Linked DNA regions of Mus musculus: region 2 is linked to region 1. Evidence: chromatin loops called from intact Hi-C (ENCODE). Cell type or tissue: heart. All regions are shown on one strand.

What was found. Hi-C counts contacts between places; a loop is a spot of excess contacts. Peaks named below come from ENCODE experiments on the same cell type or tissue, not always from the same donor. Only the 100,000 strongest peaks of a DNase experiment are listed, where the experiment ranks them.
Region 2: it touches region 1 in a loop (6-fold over the local background); 33 of 42 quality-filtered maps call a loop at or near these places.

Annotation. Positions count from the first base shown.
Region 1 is chr3:67,563,874-67,571,873 of GRCm38, reverse strand. No RefSeq gene overlaps it. Among named protein-coding and RNA genes, the nearest start is that of Gm25919, 5.4 kb to the left of the region's middle. In heart, CTCF peaks have their summits at 3,382 (motif pointing right) and 6,937 (motif pointing right); a DNase peak (open chromatin) is centred at 3,493; H3K4me3 peaks cover 301 bases; H3K27me3 peaks cover 1,222 bases.
Region 2 is chr3:67,509,676-67,517,675 of GRCm38, reverse strand. It overlaps Rarres1 (retinoic acid receptor responder (tazarotene induced) 1), which reads left to right and starts at 2,153. Exons shown (of 6, transcript NM_001164763.1): 1 at 2,153-2,515. The coding sequence starts at 2,261. Gm40067 (a long non-coding RNA gene) reads right to left here and starts at 2,427. Exons shown (of 3, transcript XR_001783859.2): 1 at 1,920-2,427. In heart, CTCF peaks have their summits at 2,027 (motif pointing right) and 4,667 (motif pointing left); DNase peaks (open chromatin) are centred at 2,185 and 4,665; H3K4me3 peaks cover 1,320 bases; H3K27ac peaks cover 665 bases; H3K27me3 peaks cover 2,402 bases.

The sequences.
Region 1 (8,000 bases):
CCTGGTGCTAGCTTTCATAAGGCTCAAAGGAGTAGCACAAATTGTGAATAAGGTGTGAAATCCTTACCTGTCATTAGCTGACCCTTGGCAGGGCTGTTTTATCTTTATTGTAAATATTACCTGGTTCTTTCAAGTCCTTTTCAAGTCATTCCTCTGTTTTGTGTCAGATACTTCAATGTACTTTGCCTGCTGTGACATCCTACCCCTTTGTTTTCTGTATTATATAAGACTGGTGTTCACTTTGTGACAACACACTCTCTCATGTCATCTCTGTTTGTCACCCTCCGATTCTATGCCCATCTGGTCGAGGCCTTGATTCGCACGGATTGAGGAGGACCCACTGAGTCCCGTCTGTGGCAGAGTCCCGTCTGTGGCAGAGTCCCTGTCATCTGAGGGGAGAGTGAGAGGATTATAGAAAAGGAAGACTCAGAGACAAGGGTTAGAGATCGGGAGGGCTGCAGGTCTATACTGTGCCAGCCCCAAATGTGTTTCTCATAACCTTTACATACTTTATAGTATTGTGGGAAACAAAGTCACAAGCCAGCATAGACAATGGCTGATGTACACTAGATATTTATACCCATCCAGAGGCCTCCTTGTTCTTTCCTCCAAGATTAGCAGGACATCCAGCCCCTCGCCTTGAGTTTCAAGTATATCCCCTTATCATTTCATTCATCAACAGGCCAGGAAATCTGCCAGCCGACCCTGGCCTGCCTTGACCCTGCCTGATAGAAGCAGGCAAAATGGCTCCCGACAGGTAGAGCGGGCACGTCATGAGAGCAGAACTGGTCCCGCCCCTCACCAGCTGCAGCACTCAGGAGTAGGCCCTGCATCTTGCCTGGACAGCACAATAGAACTGACCCTAGTGTCGGGAGAATGGGCAAACTGGTCTGTGGGCCTGAGCATGGGAGAGGCAGTCCTGCCTCTTGTCTGCTGTGTGGTCCCTTCCCCTCCTTTTTGCCCTCACCACCTATGGCAGGTAGGAAAGCTATCCAAGGATCTTGAGAGTGGAAGAACTAGCCTTGTCCCTTCCTGGCTTCAGCACCCAGGAGAGCTGGTCCTGCACCTTGCCTGGACAACAGGATAAAACTGGTTCTGGTTGTGGAGGCTACTTGTGAGTCAACCCCAAAGGCTTGAGAGTGTGAGCAGGCTGACCAGCTCAGATACCTCTCAGGCCCAGATCCAGGGCTTTGAATCAGCGCACCCCAACACCTACCCCATCGATGAGCTGCTGGAGTGCATCAATATGCAAAGATTTTTATGGAGACCAATATGGGAATTTTTAAAATAAAACTAGAACTACCCCGTGATCCAACTATAGCAGTCTTAGACACATGTCCTAAAGAATCTAACTCAGCACACCCAGAGCTGCTTATACATCCACATTTACTGTTGCTCTATTTACAATAGCTGGAAAAAGCCTAGATGCCTATCAATGAGTGAATGAGTGAATAAAATGTACATACATCAGATGGAAATGTATTCAGTCTTTAAGATAAATGGAATTGTGAATTTTGCAGGGAAAGATATACAGGGGAAACAGCACGGACATAGTTAAGGGAGTGTCTACCTGGGGTACTGCCCTTGGGAATACATCGAGCCCCAGACCCCTCTGCTCTCTTCCCTTCTCCCCCCCTCCCCCACATCCTTCCCTCTCCCCTGACATTTGGCCACCACAAGATGAGCCGCTCTCCTCTACCACTCTGTCCCACCACAGTGTTTCAGCCTCATCACAAACTGCAATGTGACAGAGCAAATCAGCCATGAAAGATGTCCCAGAGACTGTTCCTCTGCCCAGCTGAATCTCTCACAGCAACAGAAACTTGTGTAACGTACGTGGGATTAATATGTATGGCGGAATATATGTTTATAATGCAGAGACCGCCAGAGTGGCAGCATGTTCCTCTTATCTAGTTTGAAAAGCTGGTGAAGGGAGAGTGGCAGGGAGGTGGACCAGTTGTTAAGATCACTTGCCGCTCTTGAACAGGACCTAGGGTCAGTTCCCAGCATGCACATCATGGCTTACAACCATCTGTTCTGTAACTCCAGTTCCAGGGATCCAGTGCCCTCTTCCTCTACCAGCACCAGGTATGCATGTGGTACAATACATACATGCAGGCAAAACATGCATGCATAACATTTCCCAAAAAAAGAAAAAAGGTTTTAAGAGGAAGAGAGGGAAGTTATCTACCTTGGAAGATACACAATTGGTTTGTCCTGAAGACCAGAAAGGCTGGCATGTTGGGAATAAAAACAGGTACCGTGTTAGTTACTTTCCTTATTGTATGACCAGATGTCTGACAAAACCATGCTATGGGAGGAGACATTTATTTTGGCTCACAGTTTGAAGGGATGCAGTCTGTCATGGCAAGGAAGGCATGGTGTCTGCAGTGGTTAGCCAGACACCGGCAGCTTCTCATGATAAGAGCAAGGGACCCTAAATAGTCACCACCTTTAAGGTTTTCCCCAGTCATTAACTTCTGCTACTAGGCCACACAGCCCAAACACTCTATGAAATGTCACAGAACCAAAACAATGCCAACAAACTGGGGATGAAGTCTTCAGACACATAAGCCTGTAGGGAGTATTTCACATCCCCATATATCATGCTGGGGATAAAATAGCACACTCAATATCTAACACAAATGACCAAACTTATATTAATAAATTTATTTTAATAAGTAAATATAAATTTATTTTAATAAATCTACTTTTCAAATGCCTTTTATGACTGTTCTGTGTCCATGGCCCCCTTCCCATCCACTAGGATTTGTTTTCTCTCCTGTTTTGCATGCATCTATCTGTGTGTTAACTATATGGCTATCTGCTGGTCTCCCCGCCCACATGCATGGAAGTCTGCATTAAAGTCAACTGCAGAAAGTAAACACATTGTATTTTTCCTCCCCTATAAGGGATGAGAGAATCAGAAAAACAGGTTATCATGAATGGTTCTATTTGAATGTTTACAGTTGCTTTATGCACTTATTTATAAATGAGTGTGTGGTAGGGTGACAGTTTGCAGAAGTCGGTTCTCTTCTTCCAGCGTGTGTGTTCTGGCGATGAATCCCAGGTCGTCGTGCTTGACAGCAAGTCCCTCTACTCTTTAAGACATTTTGCCAAACCCTAACTGGAAAGTTTTTAAAGAAGCCTTTTAGCTGAGTAACAGAAATGCATCATTATAAATCAAGCAATAATAACGGTGCATTTATATTTGTGAATCACAAACTGAAAAGGAGGACAAACCTGATTCAGGAACAGCTATGTTGAGTATCAATAACCACGCTCCACGTGGATTTTGGATTTACTGTCTGCTCCCAACATTACCCTTTCCCAAGCTGCCTAAAATGTTGTGTTCCTTTGCCAACGGTACAATGTTCACCTCTGCCAGTAGATGGCGCAGGAAAGACATCCAAAGGGAGGGGCTCCACCTTCCTCGCTGGCCAAAAGGCTACTAAGCAGGAGTATAGCTTCACAACACAGGCTTTCACACCCGCGCGCGCACGCGCGCACAAACACAGACCTCTGGGATGAGAAGGTTATTTTTAATGCCACTGGAATGTCAGCATTAGGAGATAGGAACACTCCTCTACAGAGCATATTTTACAACTGGGACATTCCCCAAGTGGTGCCAACACAGCTTGTCAGAACAGAGAGACAGAGAGGGACTATTCAGAAATGACGCCCGCCCGGCTTTAAATCCAGCATGCGCCCATCAGCAGATGAGCACAAGGGACTCGCTAGCCCCTGGTCCACTGCTGCCACCCACTCCTTAAAAAAAAAAAAAAATGTGATTTTTTTTTTTTTGGCTAAGGAGGAATTCATGCATTAGAGTAAAAAAAATGAACTTTGGTTCTGTGACATTTCATAGAGTGTTTGGGCTGTGTAGCCTAGTAGCAGAAGCTAATGACTGGGGAAAACCTTAAAGGTGGTGACTATTTAGGGTCCCTTGCTCTTATCATGAGAAGCTGCCAGTGTCTGGCTAACCACTGCAGACACCATGCCTTCCTTGCCATGACAGACTGCATCCCTTCAAACTGTGAGCCAAAATAAATGTCTCCTCCCTTAGCATGGTTTTGTCAGAATATAAGAATTGCAACAGTGCAGAGTTACGTATGGTTCAACTCCTCCCCCTCCTAACCCCACACGCACGGTTATCACCCTCTGATCTGTACGTATTTCAGCATATGTACACATTAAGTGACCTGGTTTGTCGAGCATGTCAGAAAGGCTGGTGATCTGCTTGACCTGAGAAGCCTTCGGTTCGGTCCGGTTCGGTTCTCACCTCCACCATTCCTCCCCCAAGCTTCAAAGCTAAACATCGTAATTGGTTCCTGCTTTAGGCCTTTAAAAAGGAGAGGGGTGAGGAGCAACATTTCAAAGCCAGGCAGGGCTGTATATCAAGCCCTGTCCAAAAGCAGCAGTATCAGTTGTCTACCTAACTTCTATTGAGAAATGTTCTATAAGATTTCACAGAGGTTTCCCTCACTCTTACCAGCTTATACACCTTTCCATATTCTTCCACCCCATCCCATATCATCAAACACATTTGTCCCGAATTGCGATGCAGTTGGCACATCTCCAGGGTTCTGTTATTACAAAATATGTTTTGCAATAATCTTGAGTACGATAACTGTTCTATTATCTGAAGGAATTGTGGGCTTTTTTTTTTTTAGGCTAAGGAGGGATTCATGCATTAGAGTAAAAAATGAACTTTGCTAAATATTGCCAAATTTTCTTGTTGGAAGTGCTGCAGCATTTTGTGTTATGAAAATCACCATTTTAGCATGGTACTGGAACAAAAGCAGAGAGGTAGACCAATAAGCTAGAAAACCTATAAATAAGCCCACTTAGCTGCAGACTCCTGCGCCTACACAATGGGCCCAGAACATGTTGGAGAAAAGAGAGTCCCTCTAACAGACAGTGGTGGGTAAGCTGGACAGCCAGATGCATAATATTGAAATTAGATTCCTATCTCTTTCCCTGTATGGAAATAATTCAATAGATTAGAAACCTTTAAGACCTTGAAACCACTAGAGGAACATATATGGGAAGCATTCCATACATAGTGATTTTTAAAATAGGACTTCAATTCACTCAAGAATTAATTTCAAATATTAGCAAATGAGGTCACATGAAATAAAACAGCTTCTATGGAACAATCACCGTAATGCTGAGCCCAAGAATGGGGGACATAAATCTTTGCGAGATATTTAGATCACACGGAATTAGTATTCAGAATGTATATTTTTTAAACTGGAAAAAATAAAGCACCCACACACAAACAGCCAAATCAATAAATGAACAAAGTAATAGAACAGGCGATTCTCAGAACAAGCCAAAATGCCCAGCAAGTAATCCCTAAATAAAAGGTCAACACTTTAGCCATCAGGAAAATGAAAACTAAAATTACATCAAGATTCCACTGGGCCAGTGAAATGGCTGAGCGGCTAAAGTGCCACACAAACATAGGGAACTTAGTTTGCCTTCATATAACCCATGTGATGTGCACATCTGTCATTCCAGCATTACTAAGGCAAGATGTGAGGCAAAGACAGAGTCGCAGGAGCTCTCAGGCAGCTGGCCTGGCTCACACATTAGTGGTCAAGAGTAGTGGCTCGAGGTGAGGACTGACACTCAAGGTTGTGCGCTTTGGGTTCCAGTCTGGGAGGTTATCACCAACATCAACTGGGCTGGAGAAATGGCTCCGAAGTTAAGAGAGTATGCTGCTCTTTCAGTGGACCAAAGTTCAGTTTCCAAGACTGGCAGCTCACAACCCCTTGTAATGGCAGCTGCAGGGACTCTGATGCCCTCTGGGGATGCTGAACTCGTGCAAACACCCCCCCAACATACACACATATCCATCGAATTAAAAAAGAAGGTGTTTTTAATGAGATAACAATGACAGCAGATGCAAGTGAGGGGGTGGGAAAGGAGCCTTTCACGCCGTTGGTGGGAACCTAAACTGCTCAAGCAGCTACTCCACATACTAACAAGTTATGAAATTAAAACCCTACACCTATGACAAGTTCAAAGAAAACCTCTGTTTTCCCACACTCTAAAGGAAGAAAGTGTGATGCTTTTGGACGTTTGCTAATCTGTAATGCACATGCGGTATATGTTTCCAGAAGTAGAGAATGTCTGTAATGACTGATAACAGATTAAGTGCACACATGTAAATGTTTGGGTGTGAAGATACACATATGTGCACGTGAACATAAACTCCAGAGACCACTCTGGCTGTCACATTCTTCACAGTTTTCAGGCATCTTTGTGTGTGTGTGTGTGTGTGTGTGTGTGTGTGTGTGTGTGTGTGTGTGTCTGTTTTGCTTGTTTGTTTGGTTTGCTGGTTGGTTTTCTTTTATTTTGTTAAGACAGGCTTTCTCTCTGTGTAGCCTTCTTTGGCTGTACTGGAACTCACTCTGTAGGCTAGGCTATCCTCAAACTCACAGAGATCTGCCTCTGCCTCTGCCTCTGCCTCTGCCTCTGCCTCTGCCTCTGCCTCTGCCTCTGCCTCTGCCTCTGCCTCTGCCTCTGCCTCTGCCTCTGCCTCTGCCTCTGCCTCTGCCTCTGCCTCTGCCTCTGCCTCTGCCTCTGCCTCTGCCTCTGCCTCTGCCTCTGCCTCTGCCTCTGCCTCTGCCTCTGCCTCTCCCCATTTCCCTCTCCTAGGATCAAAGGCAAGAACCACCACTGCCTGACTTAAATAGAGTCTTTTACTGGCTGGAAATTTGCCAAGTAGGCAAGGCTAGCCAGCCAGGGAGCCCCAGGGAGCCATCAGCCTCTGTCTTCGCCCCCCCCCCCCGACAATAATAGCTGAAAGTTTTTTTAAAGTGGAAATCATTCAGTCTGGGATGGACATGCTCAGATCTTTGGAGCATTCCTGAAATGCTTATTGGAGTCCTGACACTGTCACCCTGTCACTAAGGTCCTGTGGCCAGTGGATGTCACTCTAGGACTACTTTCTCGGCTACAGTCCTCTAGGTTGGCTTGTTTTAGGATAACCGTTGTCTTTGAAAACCCACACATTCAACAAGGGATGGGTGGCAGAGGGGAAAATATGTAATCCTATTTTAGTTTTAAAGTCTTTAAATAAAATGCACATGCTCAGTAGAAGAACAAGGCAGGACCTCCCAAGGGTTGAGCGTATCTTGAGATGCTCAGGGCTCCCATGCTTCAGGAGGGAGCCTGGTTGAGCATGGCCTCACCAAGGGTGTGGTAGCCTTGCCTTAATAACTCAAATTATCTAAATCAAGAGCAAATTCTGTGGTGGGGTGACTAAAACCATAATCATGTGATTTCAACATCTGTAATACTAACAGCTTGGCATTTCTGTCTTTGGATGAAAGATCCATATAAGCACAGAGAGAGATCTCTCTGCTGTCTTTACCTCCGCGAACCACTCTCCACCATCTTAGAGAATGTCAGTGCTATTACAGGGGCTTGCAGTCCTTCTCCTAACAGAACCTTACAACAACAAACAACAAACAAACAAAACTGGTCTTTGACCAGATTTCTAAAGCACTATTGATTAAAGGAGAAAGGTGGCCATGGGACTTGCAGAATGGATCAGGGAGAGAGGGCACTTGCCACCAAATCTGAGTTCCATCCCCAGAAGAAAACCAACTCCCACAAATTGCATGATTTCCCCTCCCACCAGAACACAGCCATAGCTGTCCTGGAACTCACCTTATAGACTAAGCTGGCCTCAAACTCGCCGAGATCTGCCTGCCTTTGCCTCCTTAGTGCTGTTAAGAACAAACCTCCCTACCCAGCCTGAGTCGGTTACTGTGTATAGGAAGAGAATCTGAGCTTAATATTGTGGCACTGTATGTTCAGTTTACCCAGAACAATTTGTTGAAAAGTCTGCTTTCTCCCATTGGTGTTGTTGAGGTGCACTTGTCAAAATTCAGTAAACTACAAATAGCACGGTTTATTTCTTGTCTGTCAATCTCATTAATAGGCATTTCTACTATTTTAACAATCTTACACTGTTTTGTAATAAA
Region 2 (8,000 bases), 54 kb after region 1:
TTCAGCTCAACCTAAGTATCTGGGCTCCAAGCAGGGGCTCCAGGCTCTGGATAACCTGGGGGTGCTATCTCAGGTCAAAAGACCAACATTGTAAGCCCACTCACTTCCATGATCCAAAAGCAACCACTGTTTCTGGTTGGTTCTTCCAGAGGTATTCGGTACATTCATAACTATGTAGCAGGCACTGGGAAGTCTTGACAGGCGATATGGCTAGGGACACTTTTGAATTCAAAGTGAATTGTGAACGTCAAAAAAGAATCTGCATGTACATGTTAACAGCTTAGTACATGCACACTGTGAACCAGTTTACTTGTCCCGAGTTCAGCCCTAGACAAATGGAGGGTTGACTCCAGAAGACACCAACTACACTGCATATTCCAGGAAAGTTCCTGAGCCTAGATGTTTACAGAATGAGAGAAGCTTTCAGGGAAGATGATGGGGGGGGGGGGGGGGGCAGGCATCTCTAATCTCAAAGATGTGACTGTCCCTGTGAGCAGAGGGGCATGGCAGCTCCAGGATAATTGTCTGCCTTGTTCTCCTCCTCCTGGCTCGGTGAGATGGAAGGCAGCTTTTCCTAAGGATGTCTATCCACTGCCTTCTCTGGTTGCCTGCCTTTCTATACAAAGTGCAACATAATATTCAACCCATCTCTGCTCATTGGCATTTGTGGCAGGAGTGGGAACAGGTATCCTGGCCTCTTATGTACACTAGGAAGCACATGTTTTCTGACAGCTGATGTCCACTTTGCTTCCTAAGTGACCATATGGGTACTGACCATGGTTAGTCCAGGGGCAGGGTGAGAGAGGGAAAGAAAATGGAAACAAAGGATATGTGGGCCTTTTTGAAATACTCCACCTACCCCAATGATTCTGCTGTCCCCTCTTGATATGACTGCCAGCCCTGACCTGGGTTAAGTCACCATCTTAAGGCTTCTGGCTCCCTCCTCAATTTTCTGCAGAGCATGCTATTGCAAACAGCACAGGACACGTTCCCTTGGCTCATCGACTGTAGGTGTGCTCCAGATGTTTATCTGGTTGCTCATCCTCATCTCCCCATGACCCAGGTGTTTCGTAAATCTGCAGAAGGAAAGACAGTCCACAGATGGGCAACAGGGGGGAGTATCGTTTAGACAGTTTCTCTTTGTCCACAGGCCTATGGCTTGGTGATCATAGGATGGCTCCTTCCAGAATCCCGTCTTTGAGCACTGGAGTCTAAGGCAGATGGCAGGCAGTAGGCTGCAGGCTGGGATGGCAGGAAAGATACCCAGCCAACTGCTCCCTTTGTTCCACAGGTGTCTCCCAGCTTCACAAGCAGTAGTTAACAAATGGGTCTCAATCATTCTTTGGTCCTTCAGGATAGCGACTGCTGCTGATGAGGTGGGCTAGACCCCTGGGTATCTCCGGTTGTTCTGTCTCTCTTACATTTCATTTCATTTATTATTTAATTTGTTATGTTGTACGTAGGTAGGTGGGTGGGTGGTGGTCGTAGGACAACTTGCTTGAGTATGTTCTCTCTGTTCACTACATTGGTCCTGGCAAGACTCCAGTCATCGGGCTTGGTGGCTAGCACCTTTACTCACTGAGCCACCTCACAGGTCCCTAAAGGGCTTTCTCTTACCTGTGGTTTAGAAAATAGTAGCCACCTCTTGCCTTCAGTGACGCGTTGATTCCACACCTCACGCCACTGGAATCTGGCTTCAACCCAAGGCCCCTCTCCAGTATTAATTAATTTACTTGATTCTCAAAACCTCTGTCCGGTCGCCCACCGCCCCTCCTCCCTACCTGGCCTGCAGGTGCTCACTACCTGCTCCCGCCCTCTGCACACTTTCCCTGTTTCCAGCTGCCTCTTCTCAAATTCCCCATCAAGGCCAAGGCCACTGGTCCCTGTCACCACCCGTCTCCTCTTTCACCTCAACTAACCTTTGGAGTGGGTTCTAAGACCTGAGGGTTGTGAAATTGCAGCAGCCGCAGGCGACAAGCTAAGTTCCCAGAGTTGGAGTCGGAGTGTGCCCTCAAGGAGGCGCCCCACTGTCCCATGTCCCCTCTCACCGCGTCATGGGGACATGGGACATGACCCGCTCTCCCGGAGGCGCCTTCTGGTCCTTCTGCTTGGACAGGGAGGCGAGGAAGGGCGGCGACCCGGGGGCGGAGGGGAGTGGCCGCCGTGGCCTATTTCCGTGAGCACTGCGAACCGGGTCCAGGGAGCTCAGCGCCAGCTTTCCCCATCCACGCAGCCCCGTGGGCCCCTGCCGCCCGTGTCCATGCAGCCCCGTCAACCCCCGATGCCAGCGCTGTTGCTGAGCCTCTGGCTGCTGCCGAGCCTCGCACTGGCCGCTGCTGTCACTGAGCCCGCGGACCTGGAATACACCGAAGTCCCCCGGCAGCCCGCGGCCGTGGGGCTGCCACGCGGGATCCTGCAGCTGGCGGCGCGCGCTGCGCTGCACTTCTTCAACTTCCGCGCGGGCTCGCCCAGCGCGCTACGGGTGCTGGCCACCGTGCAGGAGGGCCGCGCGTGGGTGAGTGAGCCGCGACGCGGCGGGACACGCTCGGGGACCGCAGCGTTCCCAGCCTGAGCTTGTGTCGCGCGAGAGGCGCGGAGCCCTCCAACGCTGCCTCTGCCTTTCCGGTATTTCTGAGGCCAGAAATACTTAGCGTGTTTGAGAACCTAAGAAAAAAGGTCCCATGAATAACAGCCCCTGGTCGGGGTACCCAGTGTGGGTGTTGGCATGCGCACTGTGTACCCAGTCTACTCATGGCTTAGACTCTATGGCTCCTACCAAAGTAGGGGAGGTGTGTGTGTACAAAAGCTAAGCCAGCTCTCTACATCGCAGACACGTTTCTAGAGTTTCGTTGTTCATGGCAGGCCACCAGTGCAAGGCTTCGGGATAAAGTGGTAAAGGTTACTCAGGGGTCTGACCAGGGACCATTCAGTTCTGGTATCTTCTTAATCTAACTAGGGAGTGACAGGGCCGCCGTCTTCTGCATAACTGAAAGGGCGATCGAAACTTTTCAGCTCCTAGATCGCTTGCTGATTTCCGGACAGTGGCTGTAGATGTGTTGCTCTCTTCATTAAACAGATTTTTAAAGTTACACAACTGCGGAATCCCGAGGCAATGAGGCTCCCGGGGTGTTCCACAAAGCCACAGATCCGCAGCCTTGCATCTTCTGTAGAGTGGAGCATAAGATTTAAATTGGTGTGATGATAAAGACCATCCTCCGTGTAGCATCAGATGATGTGAATCACCTTCGTAACTCTCAGCCTTATTTCCTTATTTCTAGAAAAAGGCAAACTACTGTGAGTGTTAAATAAACAGCAACAGCAAAACAATCTTTACTGTCTCAGGGACAGTCTCTACTCCAGGCTCCATCCAGCCTTTACTAGTTCACCGGAGAAATGAAGTCACAACTTAAGATCTTGTCCTCTTCTTTGAGGAAAGAGGAGCCCTGATGACAACCTCCCTCGTTATTGGGGGGTGGGGGGGGGGAGAATTCTCTATTAAAACAAACAGACAAACAAACAAACAAACCCAGACGGACAAAGTTCACCAATTTTCAAATACCAGGGATTATTTTCTTTCAATCCAATATGATTTTTAAAAAAATCATAAAATAGAACTAGTGAGACAGTCGTTGGGTAAAGGTGCCTGCTGGCAAGCTTGTGAGTTTGATCCTCTGACCAGGAGGTGGATGAAGAGACCTGACTCCCCCAAGTTGTCCTTTGACTTCCACGTGCCTGCTACAGCATGCATGCACACACATAATAAATGTCATTTTTTTTTAAACTCCTAAAATACCTAGCATTTCTGGGCTTTTTCAGCTACCCCTTGGCATCCTTACAAAAGCAGCTAGCTCTCAACATCTGAAGGAGAGCTCACTCCTTTCGTGTCAGCAGGAGCTTGGGTGCTGTTCAGCATCTGTAGTGGTCACTTCAAGGTGACCCTAGCTCATCCCAAATGGTGGTGTATGCGCGTGAACACAGATAAACTTGGAACTCAAGGCTATGAGAAACAATGTTACATTTCCCCTTAACCTCGCTGATAATTTAACACTTATGTGACTGCAGGAGCCAAGGAAAAGAGGCCAGTGTGCCAGGAATCAAGTTCTTCCACAAATCCAGTGAAATTGTTTTCCTTCAAAGGTTACTAAAACTCCACCCTTAAAGACGATCAAGCAGGCCAGTGTTGAAGTGATAGACATCTGGCAAGGGCCTGCAAGGCTCTGTGAGAATGGAGAAACCAGGACTGGCTTCCTGGAATCTGAAGCAGGTGCTGCTGTTTCCTTTTTTTGTTTTGTTTTGTTTTGGTGTGTGTGTGTGTGTGTGTGTGTGTGTGTGTGTGTGTGTGTGTGTGTGTGTGTGTATTGTGTCTATACCCCAGGCACCTGTCCTACCACTGAGCTATATTCTTAGTTCTATGTAATGAAATAATGTGGGCTATAGACTATGTATTCACATGATAAAAGCAGAGAGTCGTGTTTCAGAAACATGTGCATAAACTCGGTCGTGATGAGGGACGCAGTTCTTGCTGTATATTTCGTCTTAAAACAAAACAAAACAAAACAAACAAAGCATGAAAGCCAGGCACCCAAATGACTCCAGCTCTAAGATTCCCTCGATTCTCTTTTTAGTGCTTCAGAGTCCTCATTCTAGAAACACTGTTGCCCTCTGGTGGTCAGATGCAGCCATCACTGCAGATTATGGTGTAAGAAAGAGCAAGGACCTGGTCTCAGTTCCTAATTGCAGAGGAGACTTTACAGCTGCCTGTGTTCTCTGCTATCCCTGCCTGCCTGATGTCACCTTGCTCCTGGCCATACACTACCTATTCATAATCAAAATTTTCAACTTTCCTGCTACCACACAGCACAGCCTCAGGACCACAGTGGGTGTGGGGAAGATTCCAGGCAGTAGTGGAAGTTCTTAGGTACTGGTTGTCCTGGATCAGGCCCAGGGTGCTTTTTCCATTACTAGAAATATTGCTTTCACTGAAATTTGGGGGATTTGAGCACAGTCTCCTGGGCATATACTTCCTAAGAAAGTCAACTCATTCTGGGATCAGCTGATTTGGGGGAATTGACAAACACCCATTTCTTATCCCAGACCAGACACAATGCAAACAGACAGGCAAGGTGTAGTGGGAGAAGGGCAATAAAAACCAGTGAGTATAAATGGGTCCTTTTATATTTATGGAGGGTCCTTTAACTAGAACTCCATGGGGTTTTCCTAGCAAGCAAGCATGTCCATAGCACATCATTTCAGTGTCAGTTATGGTTCCCTGCCAGCGGGGTGTGTGCTTGCAGAGGGTGGGATGCCCAACCCTCCAGCCTCCCTTTCCCCTTCCTCCACAATCCTGGCTCGCTCAAAACAGCAAGAGTTAAAGAGACAACTTCATCAATTCTTTCTGGAGCATTTAACTTGGATTTTGTGAGTGTGCTTGCTAGCTTGTTGTTGTTGTTGTTGTTGTTGTTGGTGGTGGTGGTGGTGGTGGTGGTGGTGGCAGTGGTTTGGTTTGCTTTTGTCATCTTTTGACCAAAAGGAAGTAAGAAGGAACCCCAACTGAGAACAATGTCTTCGTCAGATCCACCAATAGCTAAGTCTCTGGGGGTTGTTTTCTTGGTTAATGATTGATGTGGAAAGGTCCAGCCCCTGGGCAGGTGGTCTCAGGTTGTGTTTTTTTTTAAAAAAAAACAGTGGGTGCTGAGCAACCCATAGGGAGCCAGTAAAGCCCTGCGACCTTTGCTTGAGTTCCTGCCTCGGCTTCCCGCAGCGAGAGACTGCTCTGGGAAAGTGTAAACCAGAGAAATCCTTTCCTCCCCAAGTTGCTTTTGGTCATGGTCTCTAAGCAGTAGGAAGCAAATATGGCCAATGGCCTTGACACACTTGTATGCCTATTCTTCACCGCTCACCCAACATTAGATTTCTAACTAGGCAGTAAGTGAATGGCGAGTGGCTAGCCCGTAGGTATGTAGGCAAGCCATCAGGCCACCCTTGTCAGGCCAGGAGGTAGAGCAGTGGCTGTACTTCCAGGATTCAAAGTAGCATGGATCTGAAGCAGGAGCAAAATGTGTCCCCGGGGCCATACAGCGCCAAGTGCACATACTCCACTAAGAAAGAGCCTCACCACTTTTCCATCTGCGGAGCACTTTAGTCCAGTATCAGACACCTAATCACGGCTCCTCTTGAAGGCTTGCCTCCATTAATGTCAATAATTCAGGGTCAGTCTTAAGAATAGGAAAGCAGTGCATTATGTAGAACGCATTACATGGAAGCTAACACTGGGGACCTCAAGAGGCTGCGGTGCATACGCAGGAGGGAAGATAATACAAGAGGAAAGCGAAGGAGTGTTTTCTTTCACTGAAAGAAAGCTCTTTACCGCTTTTAGGACCTTCACAAGACAACAGCCAAATCAGAGGCACCCCTGTGTGGACCATGTTCACTTCAGACCTGCACCCTGCCTGGTGGGGGAGACACTGTAACACAGAGCAGAGAGGTAGCACACTCCTGCCCTGACATGACCATGCTTAGGCACAGTATAGTCTTTGCCCCATCATTCCAGCTCCCAGAGGGCAGAGTCTGGGTCTGCATTGAGTGTGGAACGTCAGCAGGGGTAAAAATTTTGCCTGGCTTTCTTTGCAATTTGCCCCCAATTTTGCCTAAGCTAACTGTACCCAGACGAGCTAGCTAGTGGGCACATCCTCAACCATTCCATAATAAGTTGGCTTTGTTTCTATGCCCCCCCTCCTGTCCACAACGCTTTAATTTGGTTTCCTACGTGTAAGACCAGGATGTTTGTATTTACGTGGTGTTGGTAGTGCTCCACATAAAACCTAGTGGGGGTGGAGTGATCGATCTACACGGGGCCCTAGAGTCTTCCTTTAAGGCTCAGAATGGTGCTACTGGAAACTGAACGCAAATACTCAATGCCTAAAAGAGTGATCTTTAATAATACACAGTTACAATGACTGCTTAGCAGTGAGTCATTCCGTGCTTAGATGTGCACACATGCAGGCAGGGCAGTGGCAGCTCACCCGGAGAATGTTTATTAAATAAGAGAGCCAAGCTGGTTAAGGCTAGTAGGCATAACAAGTGTCTAGTCTGGGTTATTTGTTATGGTTGTTCAGGGCATATCCGCCCCTAGAATCCAGTTACGAAAGAGAAGCGTGTGTGTACTTGCACAGAAGATGAATGCGAATCCACAGGCTCACCCAGCGCACGTGTCCACAGCGAAGATTACATTAGGGATCACAACTAATTTTCTCTGTTTCTTCTTACCACCATATGACAAGTTACCATAATGCTAGTGGGTTTGAAACATGAAATAGATTCACTTGTAGTTCTGGAGGTCAGAGGTTGAACATGGGTCACACTGGGCTGACAGCAAAGTGTCCCAGGGCCTCCATTGCCCTGGGAACCTAGGGGAAGCCCCATTGCCTTGCCTCTTCTTGGTGTCAACTGTGCTCTTGGTTCGTGGTTCTGTCTCTTATGCTCAAAGCCATCTGAGTCACATCTGTCTCCAAAATAAACTAGGGTAATCTTATCAATCCATATAATTAGTGAGTGACCCTGGGGAAATACCATTTCATAACAATGTCTATAGGGACATTTTTTTGCCCAAGCACACCAGTCCCGAGGCCCTTTAAAATACTTCCCGACATTACCAGGCATTATAGTTCTTGGGAACTGGCTGCCCTCGCTCCCTTTGCTTCGATCTTGAAACTGGCAGTATTTTATTGTAACCGCCTGTCTTCTGTCTAACTTCCTGGACCAGGTGCTGTTCTGACCTGACTTTTTTTTTAAATATTTTTATTGGGTATTTTCCTCATTTACATTTCCAATGCTATCCCAAAAGTCCCCCATACCCTCCCCCCTCTCCCCTACCCACCCACTCCCACTTTTTGGCCCTGGCATTCCCCTGTACTGGGGCATATAAAGTTTGCAAGTCCAATGGGCCTCTCTTTCCAGTGATAGCCGACTAGGCCATCTTTTGATACATATGCAGCTAGAGT